Linked DNA regions of Mus musculus: region 2 is linked to region 1. The links are chromatin contacts, found by POLR2A ChIA-PET in ENCODE. All regions are on one chromosome and are shown on one strand. Each heading gives the region's core, a stretch centred on a gene start or an enhancer-like site at or near the end of the contact. The rest is flanking DNA. Distances are from core to core; before and after follow the strand shown.

Region 1 (7,290 bases), core at 2,612-5,111:
TCCAAAGACAGCTCCTAGGCAGGTACAGTATAATCTGCCAGGAGCCAAAGTGGTGTAGCAAAACTCACCGCAACACTATGTGGCTTTGTAGCCCTTAGTTTATGGTCCTAACTACGTTCTTCACACTTCCTGTCAGAAGGTCTATGCATGTTGAAATAAATCATGTGCTATGGGACTTCCCACCAACCCCTGAAAAGATATAAGGGTCCCAAATGTCTTTTATTTAGGGGATGTCTTAGTCACTGTTCTATTTCTGTGAAGAGACACCGTGACCAAGGCTGCTCTTGTGAAAGAAAGCATTATACTGGGGCTGGCTTACACTTTCAGAGGCTTAGTACATTATCAGCATGGTGGAAGCGTGGTGTTTGAAACCTCAAAGCCCATCCCCAATGACTTCCCCAGCAAGGCCACACCTCCTAACCCCTTTTCAAAGTGTCAGGTCTTAGTGACCAAGCAGTCAAATATATGAACCTCTGGGGGTCATTCTTAGTCAAACCACCACAGGGTTGCTGGTCATCCTCCATGACACTCTTCTCCAGGTTCCTTGTCCCCTTCCACAGGCATCATCCTAATGTGATGTACTGTCCCTTTCGAAGGCTCTCCCACATCAAGGCCTGATGATGGCGGTCATGATGTCAAGTTTCTGTCTTTTGGTGTTTTGTTTTGTGGTTTTGTTTTTCGAGACAGGGTTTCTCTGTATAGCCCTGGCTGTCCTGGAACTCACTCTGTAGACCAGGCTGGCCTCGAACTCAGAAAGGTTTCTGTCTTTTAATAAAGCACACTTCTGGGGGCTGGAGAGGTGGCTCAGCAGTTAAGAGCACTGACTGCTCTTCCAGAGGTCCTGAGTTCAATTCCCAGCAACTACATGGTGGCTCACAACCATCTGTAATGGGATCTGATGCCCTCTTCTGGTGTGTCTGAAGACAGCTACAGTGTACTCACATAAAATAAATAAATAAATTTTTTAAGTGCACTTCTGAGGTAGGGGCTTGTGCCAGCTCTTTCCTGCTTGCTCTCCTCTTGTCTAAACCCCTTATTTAGATTTTTAAAGAATTAAGAGGCTGGGGATGTGGTCTAATGGGTAAGTGCTTGTTGTTGGACCATGAGAACTGGTATGTGGACGCCCAACCACAGAGGGAGTGAGGGAAAGGTAGCCACCCACCAGAGCTGAAACAGCAGCTCCAGGGTTTCTGAGAGACCTGTTTCAAAATATCAGGTGTCTTCTTTGATTGTTCTTCATTCCCCCCCCCCCCCCCCCCCCCCGTTAACTTCTGGCTTCTGCACTCACACTCGTGTACACACACAGAGAGAAATAAGCAAAACACACACACACACACTTGCTTTCATGTACATACAAACACTGCACCGACACACATGGAGATAAAGTTGGGTGTGGCAGCAGATGCCTACACCAATACCTTTCGTGAAGAAGAGAAGAACGGAATGAAGGAAGGAAGAAAGAAAAAGGAAGAAAGGAGTCAGTTTACATAGCATAAAATGTAACCTTTTAACTGTCTTTGAGCTCCCCATCAGTGGCACCTAAGCATTCGGCACCGTGCACCCATCACCACTCTAAGCATTCAGCACCGTGCACCCATCACCACTCTAAGCATTCGGCACCGTGCACCCATCACCACTCTAAGCATTCGGCACCGTGCACCCATCACCACTCTAAGCATTCGGCACCGTGCACCCATCACCACTCTAAGCATTCGGCACCGTGCACCCATCACCACTCTAAGCATTCGGCACCGTGCACCCATCACCACTCTAAGCATTCGGCACCGTGCACCCATCACCACTCTAAGCATTCGGCACCGTGCACCCATCACCACTCTGACATCCCTGGCGGTGGCTTCCCCTGCTCCTCCCGATCTTTCTAGCACCAACCAGCCACTAATCTGCTTTGTCCAGGAATTTACCTGCTCTGGGCGCACTTGATGCAAATGAGACCATAGGATAAATGGTCATTGTGTCGGCCTTCTTTCACCCTGCACAGTGTTCCCAAGATCTCCGGGCCATGGTGGCAAGCAACAGTAAATTCTTTTGTTAGGTTTGGATACCTCTTACTCTTTGGCACACACATATGGTACTTTACATATCCACTGATCTGTTGACCACTTGGGTTTTTATTTTCTTCAGCTTTGGTGAACAGCAGGGCCCACAGCAGTCTTGTACAGACTTACACGTTGGAACACTTGTTTTCAGTTGTGTGTGCCACCTGGAATCAGAACAGCAGCTGCACCCTCTCACGTGTACCAGCAGTGCACCAGGGAGAGCATTTCTTCCCTTCCCTTCCAACGTTATTACACATAAGCACACATGCACAGATGCGTGTAGACAGGCCAGAGGCCAATGTCACATGACTTTTTCAATTGTTCTCTGTGTTTATTTTTTTAATTAAAAAAAATTTAAGGGAGAGCTTGAACCCAGTCTGTATCCCAACTACTCGTCCCATACCACACATTAAGCATTTGAGGTACCCATGTTTGGGGAAACCCTAGGAACAGCATGTGAGGAATACAATGGATAAGCCTCACCCAGGGAAAAGCAATTACATGACCATAATATGGTATTTCCTTTGCCAGGTGTGCTCCATTATACTTTTTGGTATAGAATCTCAATTGAACCAAGGCTCTCCAGTTCTGTAGTCTGGCTGCCAGCAAACAACAGGGATCTTCCTATCTCTCCCATCCCAGCACCGAAATTACAGAGGAGGATTTAGGAGGCAGGGCCTATCTGCTAAGGGTGGCCATTGAAGGTTAACTCTATTCCTTGTCTCTGATCACTCCCTCTTCTCCAGCCTGGTCTACTGTAATGTGAGTAGCATCGGCATAGCTTCAGCTGCCATAATCTCAACAGCTTTGCCAAATCTTTCCCACGGAGATGGACTGAAACCCTCTCACACTGTGACCCAAAATAAACCTTTTCTTCCTGCAGCCTTTTCTGTCTGCTACTGTGCTCACATTAAAGCAAGGGGATAAAATGTAAGCCATGCATGGTAACATACACTTTTAGCCTCAGCACTAAGGAGACAGAAGCAAGCAGATCTCTGTGAATTCAAGGCCGGGTGGGGCTACACAGTGAAACACTACTGTGAGCTTGTGTGCGCTCACGTGTGCGTGCACCCCCCCACCCCCCCCACACATGTACGTTGTAAGAATGTTTTTTTTTTTTTGTATGTGTGGGATGAGTTGAGACAGGGTCTCATTGTGTATCTGAGGTTGGCTTCAAACTTCCTATGTCTCTCAGATTAGCCACATTTTTTTTGAGAAACTGTTCAGCCGTAAAATGTGCTGGGCTTGTGGCACTATACTCATTTATGGGCCGCTGGGTATGAACCCTGTTTTCATGCATGCTAATGTTAGCCCTCTAACAGCTGAACTGCAGTCTGGCTAGTTTTTGTTTTTTTGAGACTGGTCTCACTATAAAGCCTTAGCTTGCCTGGAACTGTTTTAGATCAGGCCGATCTTGAATATACGCCTCTACCCTCAGTACTGTTCATCATATAATTTTATTCAAATTATAAACTTTCATCAGCTACATAACATACAAATGTTGTCTCCCATTCTGTAGGTTGTCTTTATGCCTTGACTTTGGTGGAGGTGTAGTTGTGGCTGTTAGAAACAAAGAATAATCTCTCCCCTCCCTCTCCCAGGCCTCGCGGCTCCAGAGTCCGCCTCCCGCCCGACCTTTTGGCCCCGCCTCCGCGCGCCCCGCCTCTCGCCAGCCCACTCAGGTCGTAGCTTCATCCCTACTCCTCCTGCCTCAAGGCTGTTACTCCTCCCCTCCTAGACCCCACCCCATCTGGCCCTTTCCAGCAAGCCACGCCCCGAAACATCTCCGCCCCCGGCTCGCCCTGCCTCCCCGGAGCCCTCCCGGCCCGCGCGCGCGGCCAGAGCAGACCTCCCGGCTCGACTGGCGGCGCGGGCAGCGGTGAGTGCGGCCCTGCTGGGTGCCCGGTGGGGAACACCAGATTCGGGGCGCTGGGCACGGGGCGGCAACAGAGGCGAGGGTCGGGCTTTGCCACCTGCCTAGAGTCCCGGGGCACCGCGCTCTCCTTGGGGGGCGAGCAGGGATGTCGTGGGACCCGGGGTGGCGCGCTCTGGGCGGGATTGAGGGCGAGGGGTCCCAGCAGTGCGGTTGTGTTTGGTTCTCAGTCTCGGACTACCCAGCTTCCGTCCGAACCTCACCAAATGATGCCCCTCGGGCTTATAGGAAAAGGCGCGACTTTCTCTAGTAACCTTTAGTATCTAAGTTGCGATTTGGAGAACGCCCCTGTGTGTACTCTGAAAGCAAAAGCGAATAGAGAAAAAGTAGAGTAACTTTCCAGATGCTCTTTAGCTGTTCCGGGCCCACGCGTCTTTTGCTCTTATCCCTGTGAGTTTCACACGGGTTCCCAGACCGGTGCGAGCGTATCGGAGAGCAGGGGAACTTCAGGATCGCGGAGTCTAGAGCCCAGGCGAAGGAGGACGTGACCCCCGCCTGTCCTGCCAGCCCAGTTCTTACTTCCCAGTGGTTTCCAGGTCCGTGTGGGTCTAGACGGTGCTTTTGATCGTCATTCGGTATCGTGCCCCCAGCTTTCCGTTGAGGTTTAAGAGGAAGAGGTGAGGAGAGCATGGGTGTGTTTTAGAAAGGGTCGTTTGGACATTCCCTACCTAATACTTTGTCGGGTTTGTGCTTCCGGAGAGTGAAGCTGATGTCATTCTCTGTTGGACTGAGCGGTAGTCATTGGGAAATAGTTTGTGGAAGTCACGGGGCTCTCTAAGCTCATCCCCTTTTTGCTGTTTTGAGACGGTCTTAGATAGTCCAGGCTAGCATCCCAACTCCATATGTAGCTGAGGCTGGTCCTGGACTTTTCTGCCTCCACAGTGTTGAAATTACAGGGTTGTGCCACTGAGCCGCTCCTCCAGCCTTTTCTGAATTAAACCGTCCTCCCCTGAGTGAGCTGAAGCTGGTTCAGGGACTCCTGGACTCCATATTGGAGTCCTTTGAAGGAAAATCATTTCTACCACTAGGTGCTTGCCTCCTCTTCTGCCCTCCGCTCCAGCCTTCTCAGATTGGCTCTTTTAAAGTAGAACTAATGCAGAGAGAAAGGAGCTGAGTGGTATCACTAATTCCTCCAGCGATTGGCTTTATCAGTTGGATCAGGATCCAGAGGGTGTGTCGCTTGCCTTGCCTGACCTAGAATAACACCCATACTTCATCTTCTCAGCCAATCCTTGTTCTGCCTTCTAAAGGTGTTCAGGCCAGCTCAGAAATATTTGTTGTAGATCTACTTACTGTGGGAGAGGCCCATTGTCCTCCTTCCTATTCCACTAAAGGCATTAATAATGAATGGTTTTATTCCTGCCTGAAAAAATATCCTTATGATAGTTTACTGAATCAAGTGACACAGTGATTGGTATCAGATCCACCCAGTGTCTTGAGTCTCTAAGATACTAGACTCCCTAGATAGTAGCTCCCTTCCTTTGGCGGATACATTCCTTTGTCCATCAATACTTTTATGGCCTGGCCGTAGGAGGGGAAAGGGCTACCCCTTGTCCTTTGAAAATGCTGAAAAAATGGCTCCTGGCCCTAAGTGGCTTATGCTATGGGCGAAAAGCAGGCGTGCTGTTGAAAAGTTCAGAGCTTAGCTCAGAATCCCAGCTTAGGCAATTGGGAGATGTTCCTAGACAGGGAAAGTTGTATGGGAAAGCTGAGGTCTGAGCACACTGCACATAAGCAGAAAGGTCTCAGCAGAGCTGCAGCAGAGGTGTAGACAAGTGCAGGATGGAACACAGTAAGAGCAAAACCTGCTGAGTGGAAGGGGCTGGCCATAGGCAGTTCCTGCTTTCCTGCCTTCCATTTAACCCAGTCATTCCTACTGATGTCGGCCTCACGCTGAAGTGAGAATGGGCAGAACCCCTCCCCCCACTTCAAGTTTTCCTGCAAATTTCCCTGAAGCTCTGGTGAGGGTGGAAAGTAGGAGGAAGCCCTGGAGTCTTGGCACCAGTCATTTGTATTTTGTTTGTTTTGGCTTTCTGCTGCCATGAAAATGGCCCCGGGAACCAGGTGGCTTATATCCACAGGTAAACAGACCCTGCTCTGTGTGTCGGTCTCTGCCATTTGGCCACCCATGGCTGGCTCTGAACTTGAGTGGTGTTTACCCACTGTGGAATTGGAGTTTGAGGTCAAGTGCTGCTTCTGGGGTCCTCATAACTTTGTTTTATTGTTGAGCATTTCAGTCTGGATAGTGATGACAGCATTAGACTCACTGAGAGTGTCACTTGACTACAGGTCTTTGAGAATTGTGTGTTATTTTGTTAAGTTTGTAGACAAGAAGGTATGGCCCCTGTCTCAACATCCTAAGACTCACATCCAAAATGCCTTCAACAAAAGACACATTAGAACAAAGACATTGAAACACAATTTGTTTGTACACAGATGGTGGGGCTGAAGCCAGTCTTTTTGCTCAATCTTTTTTGTTGTTGTTGTTGTTGTTTTTTGTTTGTTTGTTTGTTTTTTCGAGACAGGGTTTCTCTGTATAGCCCTGGCTGTCCTGGAGCTCACTTTGTAGACCAGGCTGGCCTCGAACTCAGAAATCCGCCTGCCTCTGCCTCCCGAGTGCTGGGATTAAAGGCGTGTGCCACCACACCCGGCTTTGCTCAATCTTTTTGGCCCTCTGTAAATTTCATTCTCCTGGAGATGGGGCAGGACTCCAAGGTTCTAACAGCTATGATCAGGAGAGAGAGAGGTGGCCTTTCCTCCCCCTCTTCCTCTCTTTAAAGCATGTGTATGGGGAGGGCAGAGATTCCTTGCTGCTCTTTCAGAGGACTTGAGTTTGCTACCCACCATCCACGTCAGTCAGGTCAGAACTGCCTGAAACTCGCTCCAGAGGATCTGATGCCATCTTCTGGCCTTTCTGGGCACTGCACTCATGTGCACATACCCACATCTGGACTCATATACCTAATTAAAAATAAAAATGAAACTTAAAGTTTTAGGTGCAGGTGTGTATATGTGGCGCCTAGAGGACAACTTCAGGGCTTTGGGTCATCTTCTGGAGTACTGCCCACCTCCTTTGAAGCAGGATCACTGGCCGGCTAGTGAGTACCAGAGACTGTGGCATCTGTCTCCCCAGTGCTGGGATTACAAGCGTATGCCACCATGTCAAGCTTTTTCTCTAGGTCCCGGAGATTATACTCTGGTCCTTAGGCCAGCACCGTTGTAGCCAGGTGGCTCCTGCAGGGTTCAAGTAATAGCTTCCAGTTATGACAGCCTTGGAAAGCAGTCCAAGTCCTTCACCTG
Region 2 (7,290 bases), core at 2,484-4,983, 140 kb before region 1:
AAACCCTCCCTCAAAATTACTGTTTGTATTTACTTACTAAATTTAGAGCCTCTGACTTGGGGACACAATCAGAGTTATGGGATGCATAAGGCCCAATATCACAAGAAAACAAAAATAAAGAATCTTGTTGGATAATTTTAAATATCATAAAATCCTTAAAATATTTTTCTTTTTACATACCTTGCCCCCAAACTGAGGCAGGGAAGATGATCCAGCAGGTTTGAGCACTACTTACTGGACAGGCATGAGGACCTGAGTTCAAGCCTCCAAAATCCATGTGAAAAGCCAGACATGTTTGCCTATAGGAAGGGCAGGGACAGAGGGCGGTTGGAGCTTAGATCCCAGCAGCCTCACTTAGTTTGGGTGAGGTACTCTTTAAGGGAATCAGGTGGAGAGCAATGTAGCCGGGCACCCAGTGACCTCCTTTATGTCCAACACTTCTCACTGAGCTAGGCCCCCAGCCCTTGCAGGACTTGCTGACGGACAAACACTTTTAAATAGTTCATAGTACTAATTCCCTGTTGTGTATATTGTGTCCATAGAAGATTTATGTCCCGGGCTTACGTTTCCTAAGTGGGTCTGGGATGCAGCTCTGTGGTTAGGAACATGTACTTAGTAGGCAGGAGGCCCTCTGTTTTATCCCCAGCAGCAAAAAGAGAGAGGGAAAATGCCAACTTTATGACTGCAGAAGATGTATGCAGATCAGACACACAGCTGGAGGAGAATGTGTTTTCAAGAGTCATGACCCTATTTCTAATTGCATCATATACTCCTAACAGGTATATAAATGGCTCCTGCACAGAAGGAAGCAGCTGTAAATTTGCACATGGAAATGCTGAACTTCATGAATGGGAAGAAAGAAGAAAGGCCCTACAGATGAAATTCAAGAAAGCACGGAAAGATCACTTAATTGCCCCAAATGATAATGACTTTGGAAAATATAGTTTTTTGTTTAAAGATTTAAAGTAATATGCTGGCTTTTATGTAACCCAATCAGAGCACTGACCAGAAAAATTGCAAGTGTTGAGAGGCACACAGCAGAAGAGCTGCAGATTTCTGCTTGATTGGCATCTATCGTTCCTCCTGAGCAGCAACCCACAGTAGATAGGAAAAAGGCTGTTTGACAGGCCTGGCTAAGCTCTTGCGGAGCCACTGGCATCAGATGGCGAAGGGACTTGCTGCCAGGTTGCTGTCTGTTGGACAGAAGCTCGGATGAGGTGTGCTGGGGAAGGGGTAAGGTTGAGGATGACTCTGAGGTCAGAGCCACAGCAGTGAGTGTAATGCACAGTGGGATCGGAGTACATGATGGATGAAATTCCTTATGTGTTTTAGTGGAATGAAGTTATTTAATATAATAAAGTCTGCTACTTATCTGTATGTAGGTTGCTAAAAAGGATTTTCTTAACTCAGATTTTTAAGCCAAATAACCATTTAGCACTAGTGTCTGTTAAATGGGTTTTTCTGTATTTGTCTGTCTCACTGTGGCAAGGGAACCGATGATGATCATGCACATCAATATTTGGAAAATAATCAATTGACACAAATTTTATTTCTTGGTCTTTTGCTGTTTAAATAATGATTTTTGAAAGATTCAACTTGTACTGCTGGTATTGTGTAGTGTATGGACCAATATTGCTTGTAATAAAAGATCTTACATAGAGATGACTTTCATAGTTTTGGTGTGGTCCTTTCTCCTTCAGGAGTTATTGGAACTGGGTTTTAGAGAGGTTTTGTTTGCTTTTTGGTGTGTGGGGTGCTGGGGCTTAAGCCTAGCACCTTGTCTGTGTTAAGTGGACACTGTGCCTTTGAACATAGAAATAGCTATGAACAAGACACATAGAAAAGCTCGTCTCCCTGCAGCCCTGATAGCTTTCAGAGGCAGGGAGCAGCAAGGAGGGAGGAAAGCAGCAGGGCAGTGGTTGGTGGGCCAGGGTGCTCAGCATGCTGCCTGTGAGGCAGGGGCTCCACGAAGAACCAGTCTGTTAGTTGCCTGATCAGAATCACTTCCTCAGGACGAAGCTCAAGAGGTAGGATGCTGAGAAGCCTAGGAAAGAGTTTGGGCAAACTGCAGGTTGTTAAGGTGAGTAGTGTGTGGGGTGGGGGTGGGAGATGGGGGTCACCTCCAGGACTCTGGTGATAGTATGGAAAACTAATACTAACTGGCACATGTTAGGACTTGGTTATCTCCATTGGGTGGTTTTGTTAAAATAATCTTACAATTTTATGTGTACAACATTATAACCAGTGCCCATGGAGGTCCGATCCCCTAGCACTAGAGCTATAAACTTTTATGAGCCTCGTGTGGATGCTGGGAATTGAACACTGGTCTTCTAGAACAACCAGTGCTCTTTTAATCACTGAGCAATCTCTCCAGCCCCACATAGGAAACATTTGATCTAGATTATTTTGCCCTCCCTACCAACTTTACAAAAAGATTTTATTTTTAATTATATGTGTGTGTACCTTGGAGGACATCAGATTACCTGAAGTATGAGGTAGTTCACTACCTGTAATTTAGAACCAAACTTGGGTTTTCTGCAACAGCAGTATTCTTACTACTGAGCCTTGTCTCCAGCCCCAACCAAAACTTTATTTTGAAATAGGGCCTTGCTAAATTTCATAGTCTGGCCTTGAAAACTCTATGCAGTCCTGGTACAAGTGGTCCTCTGGTTTTCTCGAGTGGTTGGGACCACAGTTGTGTGCCACTAAGCCTGGTTTAAAAAATTATACACAACTCATATAAACCTAATTTTGGGAGGAAAAATGAAGATAATTCACCCTGTATCTTAGGCTGGCCTTGCATTCTTATTGCTTGGAGGCGTGAGGCAGACAATGTCCTGACTCCAATACTTTCCAAACTTTAATCACGTCTGCTATGTTTCTGTGGATTTGCCCATCAAGCATGGGTCATAGAAATGGGATTACACAATATACATCCATCCTTTTACTTAGAGCTGGGTTCTTTTGTTGAATGTAATTACCACTTATCAGTACTTGTCTCAAGGTTTCTACTGTTGTAATAAACACATGAACAAAAGCTACTTGGGGAGGGAAGGGTTTGTTTTGGTTACACTTTACCATCATTGAAGGAAGTCAAGGTAGAATCCTGCAAGCAGAAACTGAAGCAGAAGGCATGCAGCGTTATTACTACCCCATTACAGAGCAGCCCGGTCTCCGTTTTATTACTGTGTCCTCCAGTCCTTCTCGCCTCTGCACGAGGCCTCCCCGCCCCACTTTCTGAAAAGCAGAGATAACAAACTGCACCCATGTCCTGAAGGGTCTGTCAACAGTGTTGACGCACTAGCGACAATCTGAGCCCTAACAGTACCCGGAAGGGCCGACCAACGGAAGGACTCGCTAAGGAGACACCACCAACTAGCTTCCGGACGCGAGGATGTAGCGTCAGCGCAGTGAATGAAGGACAAGGTCTAGCTTGAGTGACTGCAAGCCTGCGCAGAGTCGCTACAAGAGAGGCGGGACCGGTGGAAGGCTGACGCGGCCGCGAGTGCTGCGAGCACCCGCGCAGACTCCATGGGCTCGAGGGCGTGGCCCCCAAAGGGCGTGGCTTCGCGGGAAGCCGGCATTCGCGCAGGCTCCGAGTCGGAGGGCGGGGCATCTCTGAAGTGTGGCTGACGTGGAGAGTCCGGGTTAGTGAGCGCCGCTGGCTGCGAGGTCCGGGAGTGACGTGCGGGGCCGGGTCCCCGGGCCCGAGGTGGCGGCAGCGACGGTATAAAGCCGGCCACGGGGAGCATGTAATGTCGGAATGCGGAGGCCGCGGCGGCGGCGGCGGGAACAACAGCGAGGACGCCGAGGACGAGGGTGGCGGCCCCAAGGGCTCAGGCTCCCTCAGCCCTGCCGGGGCGGCGGCGTCCTTGGAGGGCCGGATCCGCCGCGGCTTGCGCGGCGCCTCGCTTATGGCGCGCCAGCGGCCAGAGCTGCTGTGCGGGGCCGTGGCTCTCGGCTGCGCCCTGCTCTTCGCCCTCAAGTTCACTTGCAGGTGAGGCTGCCGGGACTCAGGCTCCGCGGCCAGAGCTATGCCACCCCGGCTGCGCGGGGCCAGCTCGGGGCCTCCGGGGTCGAGGGTTGTTTGTCTTCCTCGGGGAAGTCGAGCCTGACCTTGCCTGCGACCACAGGCTTGACCTTCCCGGCGGCCGCGGTCCCCCACTCTCCTAGTTCGGCGTGGAGGCGTTTCCAGGGTGCTGCTCTATATCAATTATGTACCGAGGGCGTTTGGCCCTGTTTCTGAGCTGCTTCTCACCTGTTGGGGTCTCTCGGGGTGCACATGTCAATTCTTGCTCAGGCTATAATGCTCAGTTTTAATTCATTCCATTTTCCTTAATGCTTGCAGTGTGATGATTCACAAGCCATTTAGGGGTCTTAGTCGCTTTTGGGAATCCAGGCAAGCCTTTGATATACTGACAGTGCACGTTTGTACTGAGCACCCGTTAATGCTGAAGACAAAAATCCCCGTTCCCTGGAGTTCTCATTGAAGTGATGATATACAATAAACAAACACTTCAGAGACCTTAATAAGTGCTATGCAGGGAATAGAAGGATGAGGTTGGGTAGGGCAGAAAGGGCCTTCATAGGAAAATGGCATTAGCCACTTACACAAGGAAAGGAAGGGGCAGAGGTGGAAGAGCTGGGGTAAGAGCTATTACAAAACAGTTAAGTGCAAAGATCTGGAGTCTGAGCAAGCTTGGTCTTTTTGTGAAACTTGGAAAAGGCCTGAGTAGGCTGGAGTTTAGGAAGAATGGAAGCTAATGTGCATCTTTTCAGAAAATTGTGTAGATAGATACAAAGTTTATATTTCAATTATACTCCTTGCCTCAGATCATCAGTATATCATTTGACATTGCAGTTTATAAAATCTGTTATCACTTGACATATCCTCTTGGCACTTCTGTCCAGAGGGAGATTTATGTGGGCACAGATTGAGTGTAATGAACACAATATGAGATCCCTGAGGTCAAGATGGGCCAAAAATTAGGAGTTTTAGGGGGAAGAGACTCGTTTTTTTAGTGTTTGCAATGTGTTAGGTGCTATGCTAAAGTGTTTAAAGCCAACTAAAAGTGTTTGTCACCACACCTGGCCTGGAGTTTGAATCTTGAGCAACTAGACTGGTACTGTCTTTATAAGGAAAATACAGAAAGTATTTTACAAGGTGGAATGTTGCAACCTGTCATTTGGATTCATATTAACAGTCCTTTTCCCACGTCAAGGAATTGATTTACTTCAGTTTGCCCAGCTGTGAAAACAGTGCTCAGTGTTTGATCTGAGACACGTGACTTGGTGGGTGACCTCTGAGAGAAGATTGAAGAGTTTAAATCAGTCTGAGGAGCTGTCAGGATGAGCTCCTCAACTGCTTTTGGCTGGGAGAGAGAGCCTGCAGCCTCACTTCCTCAAGCATCTTTCTATGGTGCTGGCAATGGGACAGCCCTTTTAATAAACTCAGATGAATTTTTAAGGACTTTGTTTGATAGGATGGTGTTAAGATATTATGGTACAACTGACCCTGACATCTTTGTTGCTCTTTCCTTAAGATCTTTAATAAGGACAGAGGCTTCAGGAAGAATATATCAGGTCTGTTTTTCAAATTTAATTTTATTCATAGTACAACTCTGAAATAAATGACTGCCCTCCTCAGTGTTGAGTGCTTAGCTTAGTTCAGAGTAGGTGGTCTATAAGAAGGTGAATTTGGAGTTGAACCACAGTGAGTTACTGTGGGTGTTCAGGGCCTCTGATCTTTGCCCACTTCTGTTTATGGGCACTCAGTCTCCATGAATCCATTCTGCTTTCTTTTCTGTGTTTGTTTATTAGGAGTAAAGTGGCATTGTGTATAGTTGCCTTTAGGAGGGAGATTTAAGGTATAGATTTCATTTCAATCGAATTTACAAGCTAGCAGTATGGCTTAGTGGGCAAAGCACTTAACTGCACAAGCCTGACAATGTGAGTTTCATCTTCGAGCTCACGGTGGAAGCAGAGAACAGATTCAGGTTATCTTTGACTTCCATGGGAATGCCTGCACTCACACACATGTGCACAGGCAGTAAACAATAGCTTTTTCTTTTTTTTTCTCCTAAGACAGGGTTTCTCTGTGTAATCCTGGCTGTCCTGGAACTCACTGTGTAGACCAAGCTGGCCTTATACTCAAGAGATCCACCTGCCTCTGCATCCCTGAGTGCTGGGATTGAAGGCCTGGGCCACCACACCTGGCCATCTTTTTTGTTTTTAAACATGCCTTTATTTTTCACTACCAATTCTTGTTTTTGTTTGTGCTACACAAACTTAAGAGTTGTAGGAAGTCTCTGATTTACATGTAATTTTTGAAAAATGTAAAGCAAAACTTGAGAGATTGATGAAAAGGGTCTGTGGTAGAGCAGAGGGCCGTGTTTCTCTTTCCTGGCTGTTTAGTTTTTGTTTGGTTTGTGTTTTATCTGACTTTTAACTTTAAGAACTCCTCTGCACCTGTAAACAAATAATAAGTTGATGTCACCTGGATTTATCCCCAGATTGCATTATTTTATGCTAAGCGTGCAGGTTTTCTTTTTGTTTCTTTTTGGGCCTAGGCCTCATGTAGTCCAAGGTGATTTCAGACTCCTGATCCTACTGCCTTCTCCACTCAAGTGCTTTCATTACAGGTGTGTATAACCATGCTTGGCTTTAAATAAAACAAAAACCAAAAAACCAAACAAACACTGAATTATGTGTGTATGTCTAAATGCGCATCTGTGTGGGTTTGTGCACATGAGTGCAAGTACCCACAGATCCCAGAGGCATTGGATGCCCCAGAACCTGAGTCACAGGTGGCTCTGGGCACACAGGTGCTGGGAAGCAAGCTTGGTACTGCTCTTGTAGGTACTCTCCTAACTGCTGAGTTTTTTTTTTTTTTTTTTTTTCCATTTTTTATTAGGTATTTAACTCATTTACATTTCCAATGCTATACCAAAAGTCCCCCATATCCACCCACCCCCACTCCCCTGCCCACCCACTCCCCCTTTTTGGCCCTGGTGTTCCCCTGTACTGGGGCATATAAAGTTTGCAAGTCCAATGGGCCTCTCTTTCCAGTGATGGCCGACTAGGCCATCTTTTGATATATATGCAGCTAGAGTCAAGAGCTCCGGGGTACTGGTTAGTTCATAATGTTGTTCCACCTATAGGGTTGCAGATCCCTTTAGCTCCTTGGCTACTTTCTCTAGCTCCTCCATTGGGAGCCCTATGATCCATCCATTAGCTGACTGTGAGCATCCACTTATGTGTTTGCTAGGCCCCGGCATAGTCTCACAAGAG

Evidence for each region. ChIA-PET counts read pairs that join two places held with the same protein, here RNA polymerase II (POLR2A).
Region 2: POLR2A ChIA-PET joins it to region 1 with 12 read pairs in Patski. The contact joins the promoter of Txndc11 here to the promoter of Litaf in region 1. POLR2A ChIA-PET finds 5 or more read pairs at or near these places in 2 of 5 experiments (Patski and embryonic stem cell).

The regions. Positions count from the first base shown.
Region 1 is chr16:10,989,692-10,996,981 of GRCm38, reverse strand. It overlaps Litaf (LPS-induced TN factor), which reads left to right and starts at 3,861. Exons shown (of 4, transcript NM_019980.2): 1 at 3,861-3,936.
Region 2 is chr16:11,130,975-11,138,264 of GRCm38, reverse strand. It overlaps Txndc11 (thioredoxin domain containing 11), which reads left to right and starts at 3,733. Exons shown (of 12, transcript NM_029582.2): 1 at 3,733-3,997. The coding sequence starts at 3,756. Zc3h7a (zinc finger CCCH type containing 7 A) reads left to right here. Exons shown (of 23, transcript NM_145931.3): 23 at 780-1,671. The coding sequence ends at 969.